Regions from separate parts of the Homo sapiens genome. Here region 2 is linked to region 1. A link is a contact called in ENCODE Hi-C or POLR2A ChIA-PET data. All regions are on one chromosome and are shown on one strand. The core of a region is the stretch at or near the end of the contact, and the rest is flanking DNA. Distances in the headings are between cores, read along the strand shown. Region 1 overlaps CTNNA3 (catenin alpha 3). Region 2 holds the start of SIRT1 (sirtuin 1).

Region 1 (4,361 bases), core at 633-3,132:
GAGCCACACTGGCACACAATATGAACACTGTAGAATATGTTGACTTTTTTTTTTTTTTGAGACGGAGTCTCACTCTGTCGCCCAGGCTGGAGTGCCGTGGCACGATCTCCGTTCACTGCAAGCTCCGCCTCCCAGGTTCACACCATTCGCCTGCCTCAGCCTCCCAAGTAGCTGGGACTACAGGCACCTGCCACCACGCCTGGCTAATTTTTTTTGTATTTTTTAGTAGAGACAGGGTTTCACCATGTTAGCCAGGATGGTCTCGATCTCCTGACCTCATGATCCGCCCGCCTCAGCCTCCCAAAGTGCTGGGATTACAGGCGTGAGCCACTGCGCCTGGCCGTGAAATGTCTTTTTTAATGCCAACTTGGGTAACACAATTATATTCTATAACCTTGTTCCTTCCCAATATAGTTCTGATTTTTTTTAATTCTACCCTCATTGTAGTATAAAAAGGCCCTGTTAACAGCCATCTCTTTTCTTGTTTATTAGCTAAAACACTTTGAATTTCAACCTTCCTCCAATAGCTCACAGGAGCCTTCAGGGCTACTTTTGCTCCCTTGAGTTAATTTTAATGTATGAAATAAAATATAAGACATTTAAGCTATGTTAATTAGCTAAAACTTCAACAGGGTTCTGAAAGAAATTAGAAGGGTAGAAAAATAAAACTGCCTATAGATAAGTAAAAACTGTGATCTTTCAAAGTAAAAGGTACAAACCAGTCTCGGGGAGGAGAGGGGGTGTCCCTTCTTCAAGTCATTGATAATTTCAACTATTCTTTTACTTCTACCAAAACAACCCTTACTGGATTAACAAAAGTACAGAGGAAGATTAAAGGGTTGAGAACCCAAAAAATGCCTCTAGATAACATTCAACACCCCCCCAAACCAACTTCAATCTTCTTTTAGTTCCTTTCAAGCCAATAAACACTTATATTTTGTTCAAAATAATACCCTAGGCATTCAGGAAATAAATATGAATAAGCTCCAATATGGCAATAAGAGAAATACACAACTAGTTGCAACATTAAAGGCAGAATGATAACTGTTTACACTTATATAAGTACAAAGAAAGTGCTGCCAAAATTGCAAACATTCACAAGGATTAAGTAGGACTTCCAAGAAGAGCCTTTAAGAACAGATAATTTTCTACCAGAAGAGATAAAAGGGAGGTATGTAAGCCAGGGAAAGAAAATTGTGTGCAAAGGGGCAGAGAAAAAAATTTATTTTGTCTGAAAATAGCAGATAGCCAAACTTAGCAAACTGTGGGGTAAACACAGGCAATAGGGTGAGAAGGCCAAGAAATAGGTTTCATCTTAAATAAAAAGTTATAAAAGTCAAAGAAAGAGTTAATATTTAATGTAATAGGTGATAGAAAATGAAAACACAGCATGCCCAAAGTAGAGAAGCCTTTGCCCATCAACCTGCCTCTCCACCATCTGTATTTTTTACCTCAGTGGCTAACACCTCTAACCTGAAGCAGAAACCCAGAGGTCATCTGGGCTAGTCTCTCTCTCATCTTCCTCTCCAAGTCCTTGTCATCCAAGACACAGAAACGGGGCATCATTCTCTGCCCCATTCACCAATCTATCATTATGAAAAGTGTGTGCAATGATTCTGCCCTCGTTGAATCTTTCATGAAGCGTCTTCTGAGAGGTCTCACTGCCTCTGCACCAGCCCTACATTCCCACTAGAGCCGTCTCTTGAAAATGTAAATCTCTCATATTTGCACTACCTGTAGGCTACCTGCTGCCTACAAGCAAAGTCCAAACTCTTTAGCGTAGCTTTTGAGGCAATTTTGATCTCACTGCTCACTAAATTTTCATTCTCATCTTCTATCTGTGGAATCTGACCACAAACTACTTGTTAGGCTCAGAACAGGAAATGTTCAGCAACCTCAACCTGGGGTGACTCCCTCCCCTCACAGCTCCTTGTTCGTAGCTCTTGTATCACTCATTATACTGTCTTGTAATTAGCTGTTCACATATTGCCTCCTCTGCTCTACCACGAACTCAATAAGGACAGGGGCCGTGCTTGACTCATCCTGAAAACACAGAGCCAGCGTACTGTGAAAAATAAACAAACAGTGGTTTACTGGATGAAAAAAAAAAAAGAATAAAACCCTACATTTTAGAAGCCTTTAAATCAAGAGTCACAATGTTCAGTGATTCATACGAGGTTACCAAAAGAATGGGTTGCTACAGCAAAATTAAAGTTTAGTGATAACACATAGCAGCTTTCATTAAAAGGAAGTCCTTAATGTGGGATTTTCTGCCATATCTCCTGTCTAGTTTAGTTGGGGTCTGATCAGTTCAATGTAATCTAGGATCAAGTATATTATATCCAGTCTTTTTTTGCCCCCCCCAACAAAGACACGTTACATAATTCATTTTCAAACTACAAATAAAAAGAGCTGGCACATCCTTTTTATTACTGATTTTTTCATTTTTTTCAATCCTTGTGTTAGTTTTCTAGGGCTGCCATAACAAAATACCACAGACTGGGTGGCTTAAGCCACGGTTCCCCAACCTTTTTGGTACCAGAGACCCATTTTATGGAAGACAACTTTTCCACAGACCCAGGGGTGGAGTGGGGGTAGACGTTTTTGTGCCCGGAGTTGGTTCCTTCTGGTGGGTTCGTGGTCTCGCTGACTTCAAGAATGGAGCCACAGACCTTTGCAGTGAGTGTTGCAGCTCTTAAAGATGGCATGGACCCAAAGAGTGAGCAGTAGCAAGATTTATTTTGAAGCGTGAAAGAACAACACTTCCACAGCAAGGAAGCGGACCCTACCAGGTTGCCACTGCTGGCTGGAGTGGCCAGCTTTTATTCCCTTATTTGTCCCCGCCCATGTCCTGCTGATTGGTCCATTTTACAGAGTGCTGATTGGTCCATTTTACAGAGCGCTGATTGGTGCATTTTACAAACCTCTAGCTAGCTGCAGAGCACTGATTGGTGCATTTTACAATCCCTTCGTAAGACAAAAAAGTTCTCCAAGTCCCCTACTTGACCCAGGAAGTCCAGCTGGCTTCACCTCTCAGTTTCAGGATGATTCAAGTGGATTACATTTATTGTGTACTTTATATTATTATTACATTGTAATATATATGAAATAACTATACAACTCACCATAATGTAGAATCAGTGGGAGCCTTGAGCTTGTTTTCCCACAACTAGACGGTCCCATCTGGGGGTGATGGGAGACAGTGGCAGATCATCAGGCATTAGATTCTCATAAGGAGTAGGCAACCTACGTCACAATAAGGTTCACTTTCCCATGAGAATCTAATGCCACTGCTGATCTGACAGGAGGCAGAGCTCAGGCAGTAATGCAAGCGATGGGGGTTGGCTGTAAATACAGATGAAGTTTCTTTTGCTCACCCACCCACTGCTCATCTCCTGCTGTGTGGCCCAGTTCCTAACAGGCCATGGACATGCACCAGTTGGGGTACTCAACTGGTACTGGCACTGGAGGCCTAGGGGTTGGGGACCCCTGGGTTAAACAACAGAAATTTATTTTCTTACAGTTCTGGAGGTCAGAAGTCCAAGACCAAGGTGTCAACAGGTTTGGTTTCTCCTGAGGCCTTGCTCCTTGGCTATCAGATGGCTGTCCTCTCTCTGTGTCCTCACATGTATGCACACAACAATGATGTCTTTCCCTGTACATCCTAATCTCTTCTGATAAGGACACCAGTCATATTGGATTAGGGCCCACCCAAATGACCCCATTTTAATTTAATTACTTCTATATCCAAAGGCCCTGTCTCCAACTACGGTCACATTCTGAGAAACTGGGGTTAGGGCTTCAATATGTGAATGTTGGGGTTGGAAATGGCACAATTCAATCCATAACAATCTTTACCACAAGTGATACAAAAAGTGTAAAATAACCATAACCTTTTTAAAAATATAATTTAGGGTTTTGTTTGTTTGTTAGATAAACAACCACTGCTAACATAAGCCATTACTCCGAACTATTGAGGGACAGTAACAAAGCACATGTAGATCCCTCTCCAATTCCACCAGCCCTCTGTGCCACACAGATGGCATAACAAAGCAAAGAGATTTACGTGTCAAACACATAAGCAGTTGTAGCTAAATATCCTAATCCAAGAAGTGCACTTACTCCTGGATAAATATAAAGCTAAACACAACTAGGAAAAGACCACATGCTGAGAATAATACCAAATTAGTTTCTTCTAGTTTTCACTTAACCACTTACCATCCAAAAACAAACGAGTTTGGACTTTACCATTCATTTATTCAACAAATATTGATGGTGCACCTACACTGTGCCAGAACATGGCAATGAGCCTCATTCTAAGAAGGTGGGGGAACAGAGAATAAACAAATACATAAGTAAAT
Region 2 (4,361 bases), core at 1,241-3,740, 270 kb after region 1:
CTGGTCTCGAACTCCTGACATCAGGTGATCCGCCCGCCTTGGCCTCCCAAAGTGCTGGGATTTATAGGCGTGAGCCACAGCGCCTAGCCTTAATGTTAGTTCTTAACCAGTGGTAGACCAGAAGTCTAATTGGGATTTTTTGTTTTTGTGTTTGTTGTAATACAATTTCTGTTTCTCATTTATCCTACCTGAAAAGCATACTGCATCTCTGACCTCTCAGCATACTAACAATAATATTGATCACATAGCATTTCTTGTAGTTCATAAACTTCACGTGTCAATAATATACTATAAATATAAATGAATTAATGAACAACAGGATGCTCATAAGCTTACAGACATCTTTTTCTCAAAAAAGCTGGGAATTTTGTTTCTGTTTTATTGGGATACTGACTCTCAACATTTCATATATTGCATTCCACCAACGTAGCTGAGAGTCAATTTATGAAATATTTTGTAGTGTAAGACAGAAAGTGGGGAGGACCAAGTATGTCAACCACTAGGAGTGTGGTGCCTAGTCAGGAATTGGGAGGAGTGTAGCAAGAAAGGAAGGACAACAGGATTTGGTCATTGATTGGTCAGATGGATTTCAGAGGGATTGGTATGAAGGAACGCTTCAAAGATTTTTTTTTTAATTTAAGTTCCAGGATACAGGTGCAGAATGTGTAGGTTTGTTACATACTTATAGGTGAGCCATGGTGGTTTGCTGCACCAATCAACCCCTCATCTAGGTTTTATTTATATTTTTTTTTGAGACGGAGTTTCGCTCTTGCTGCCCAGGCTGGTGTGCAATGGTGCGATCTCGGCTCACCGCAACCTCTGCCTGCTGGGTTCAAGCGATTCTCCTGCCTCAGCCTTCTGAGTAGCTGGGATTACAGGCATGTGCCACCACGCCCGGCTAATTTTGTATTTTTAGTAGAGACGGGGTTTCTCCATGTTGGTCAGGCTGGTCTCGAACTTCCGACTTCAGGTGATCTGTCCGCCTCGGCCTCCCAAAGTGCTGGGATTACAGGCAGCAGCCACCGCGCCCAGCCAGGTTTTAAGTCCCGCATGCATTAGCTATTTGTCCTAATGCTCTCCCTCCCCTTGACCCCCACGCAACCAAAGATGGTTTTAAGGCTTCTAGGACTGGAGATGATTACTTTCAGAAATGAATAGTGGTGACCAGATGAAATAAGACTTTTGGATGTAGATAGGACCTTAGCGATATATTTCCAGCTTTTTATTTTTTATTTTAAGGATGAAGAAACAGCTTTAAGTTGGTTGCCTAAAGTCACGCAGGTAATTGATGCAGTATGGCCAGAACCCATACTAGGCTTAAGGGACAGTGTACCATAAACTCGTAGAGGTCCTTTAAACAGATAGAAACGCTGTGCTCCAGGCAGATGCCATAACAAACACTGGCTCTAGATCTACCATGGGTTATATGGGTCCTTAGTTAAGATTAGATATGGAGTCACAGTGTGCCAGAATTTCAGGGAGAGAGGAAAGTGGAAGGGCTTTCCACTAAGCCTTTTGAACTACTAGGTACCCCTCGTTTTACATCTGGTTATCTCATTTAAATCTATGACGTTTTAAAATACTTATTACCATTTAAGACATGAGAAAAATTAAGTTTAGAAACGGCTAGATAGCTCACGCTAGAAAGGAAGGACTCCAAATTTTAACCAAGGGCAGATGTGCATGGAGGCCAAGTCATTTCCTTCCCATGCTCTCATACTGACCCAACAAACCCATTCTGCACGTGAGAAAACTGAGGCCCGGAGGAGGGAATTCACACACGTTTGAAGCCAAGCTGGGGCCAGAAAGTAGATCGGCTGATCTCCAAACCTCCACGTCAAAGGTCTTCCCAGGAGGACATATGCCTTCAAGGATTTTACAATGTATACCACCCTACAAGTGATGGGAGAGAGGGGAAAAAAGCAACCGACTAAGGAGAAAAGCAAGGAGCAGAAAAAGGAGCAAAAGAGGAGCTGTCAGAACGGTGTGAGGAGAGTGGGAAAGGAGCCGCCTCCTTTTGCCTCTCTTCCTACTTATTAACAAAACAGAACGACTATCCAACGTATTTCAGGGAGCTAAGTCTTAGCCAGCTTCAGCTGTGTTTTAACCCTTAGCTAAATATAGACAAGGCTAAGGCAGGCCAGGTGTACACTTCAGGAAGACGTGGAAATTCCCAGGGCGGACCAAAACTTGAGCTGTTCCGGCGGTAGTGATTTGAGGTCAGTTTGAAAGAGAAGTTGAGAAAGCGGCCGAGGGGCGAATTTGGCTGCACTACACGCTCGCCACAAAGAGGAAGGGCCGCCGGCCGCCGGGGCCGAGTGCGCTTCCAGCCCAGGCGGAGCGGTAGACGCAACAGCCTCCGCCCGCCACGTGACCCGTAGTGTTGTGGTCTGGCCCGCGTGGGTGGCGGGAGCGCCGAGAGGGCGGGGGCGGCGATGGGGCGGGTCACGTGATGGGGTTTAAATCTCCCGCAGCCGGAGCCGCGGGGGCGCCAGTGCCGCGCGTCGAGCGGGAGCAGAGGAGGCGAGGGAGGAGGGCCAGAGAGGCAGTTGGAAGATGGCGGACGAGGCGGCCCTCGCCCTTCAGCCCGGCGGCTCCCCCTCGGCGGCGGGGGCCGACAGGGAGGCCGCGTCGTCCCCCGCCGGGGAGCCGCTCCGCAAGAGGCCGCGGAGAGATGGTCCCGGCCTCGAGCGGAGCCCGGGCGAGCCCGGTGGGGCGGCCCCAGAGCGTGAGGTGCCGGCGGCGGCCAGGGGCTGCCCGGGTGCGGCGGCGGCGGCGCTGTGGCGGGAGGCGGAGGCAGAGGCGGCGGCGGCAGGCGGGGAGCAAGAGGCCCAGGCGACTGCGGCGGCTGGGGAAGGAGACAATGGGCCGGGCCTGCAGGGCCCATCTCGGGAGCCACCGCTGGCCGACAACTTGTACGACGAAGACGACGACGACGAGGGCGAGGAGGAGGAAGAGGCGGCGGCGGCGGCGATTGGGTACCGAGGTGCGCAGGGTGCGGGCGGCCGGAACTGCGCATCTCCTCCTCCCTCTCCCCGGGCTCCTACTGGCCTGAGGTTGAGGGCGGCTGGGGGCTCGGGGCAGGCTCCGCGGCGTTCCCCTCCCCACCCCGGCCCTCCGTTCAGCCGCGCTCCTCCGGGGCTGCGGTTCCTACTGCGCGAGCTGCCAGTGGATTCGCTCTTTTCCTCCGTCCGTGGCCCGCCTGGGCGGCCTTGTTCTTTCCGCAGCAGCCAGGTCGGGAGACTCTCGCAGTCGCTTTAAAATAAGTTTCTCTCCCCCTCTTACTCTTTTAGCATATTGCTTTTGTTAGAGCTTTTTTTTTCTTTTTCTTTATTTTTTATTTTCATTGCTTTTCTCCTCTACCCCCCAGCACACTTAAGTCTGCAACTTTTTGGCTGTCCCGTTGGTCTGCGTTTTCAATTGCTTTTTGCAAACTTGACACCTGTGCAGTTTGCTTTTTTTGGTCTATATTTTTATGACTGAAATTACAATTTTTGAAAGAGGAAAGCTGTTTCTATAGTCACAGCTTGCAAAATTTAAAGAACGTGGCTGTTCCTGAAGACATTACCATTCTGTAATGCAGTTAGGAGTGGGTATGGGAGAGAGAGTACTTTTAGAGCTGTTCATATTACTTTTATTCTAATCTTGCTCTTGTGCGGTAATGGTGTTTGGGCTAAACATGCTTTTTTTGTATGTATGTAGTATTGAGACACAAACTTAACACTTCTAGCATAATGAAGCAGATATGTTGCAGTTGTCATGTTCTTGAAGGTTTCTTTTTTTTTTTTTTTTTTTTTTTGAGACGGAGTCTCGCTCTGTCGCTAGGCTGGAGTGCAGTGGCGCGATCTCGGCTCAGTGCAACCTCCGCCTCCCGCGTTCAACCGATTCTCCTTCAGCCTGCCGAGTAGCTGGGACTACAGACACCCGCCACCACGCCCAGCTAATTTTTGTGTTTTTAGCAGAGACGGGGTTTCACCATGTTGGCCAGGATGGTCTTGATTTCTTGACTTCGTGATCCGTCCGCCTCGGCCGCCCAAAGTGCTGGGATTACAGGCGTGAGCCACCGCGCCCGGTCAGGTTTCTTATTTTTGATCTGAGGAGTTTCTATCCTTGATAGGTGTTCATCTTTATCAATATTTGGGTCAGGCCGGGCGCGGTGGCTCTTTCGTGTAATCCTAGCACTTTGGGAGGCCAAAGCGGGAGGATCTCTTGAGCCTAGGAGTTTCAGGCCAGCCTGGGCAACATAGCGAGACCTCCTCTCTACTAAAAGTAAAAAAAGCGGGACGTGGTGTCGCACACCTTTAGTCCCAGGTACTAGAGTTCGAGGTTGCAGTGAGCTGTGATCCTGCCACTGCACTCCA

The links. Hi-C counts contacts between places; a loop is a spot of excess contacts on that map. ChIA-PET counts read pairs that join two places held with the same protein, here RNA polymerase II (POLR2A). Pooled maps may share reads with other maps.
Region 2: a loop to region 1 is called in a map of naive thymus-derived CD4-positive, alpha-beta T cell, with 26 times the contacts of the local background. The contact joins the promoter of SIRT1 here to the enhancer-like site in region 1. A Hi-C loop is called at or near these places in 1 of 168 maps with a recorded cell type or tissue (naive thymus-derived CD4-positive, alpha-beta T cell) and 8 of 50 pooled maps. POLR2A ChIA-PET finds 5 or more read pairs at or near these places in 1 of 52 experiments (activated CD8-positive, alpha-beta memory T cell).

The regions. Positions count from the first base shown.
Region 1 is chr10:67,611,274-67,615,634 of GRCh38, forward strand. The region is part of intron 2 of CTNNA3 (catenin alpha 3); the gene reads right to left. Among named protein-coding and RNA genes, the nearest start is that of CTNNA3, 83 kb to the right of the region's middle. Within about 2 kb of position 1,883, at least 3 of the 41 ENCODE cell types and tissues checked have a DNase peak (open chromatin) inside an H3K27ac peak, as active enhancers do.
Region 2 is chr10:67,882,166-67,886,526 of GRCh38, forward strand. SIRT1 (sirtuin 1) reads left to right here and starts at 2,491. Exons shown (of 9, transcript NM_012238.5): 1 at 2,491-2,986. The coding sequence starts at 2,557. RefSeq lists promoters at 171-2,556, 1,527-2,558, 2,346-2,557, 2,384-2,559, enhancers at 2,007-2,066, 2,087-2,246 and silencers at 2,327-2,866, 2,367-2,551, 2,986-3,280, 3,077-3,196.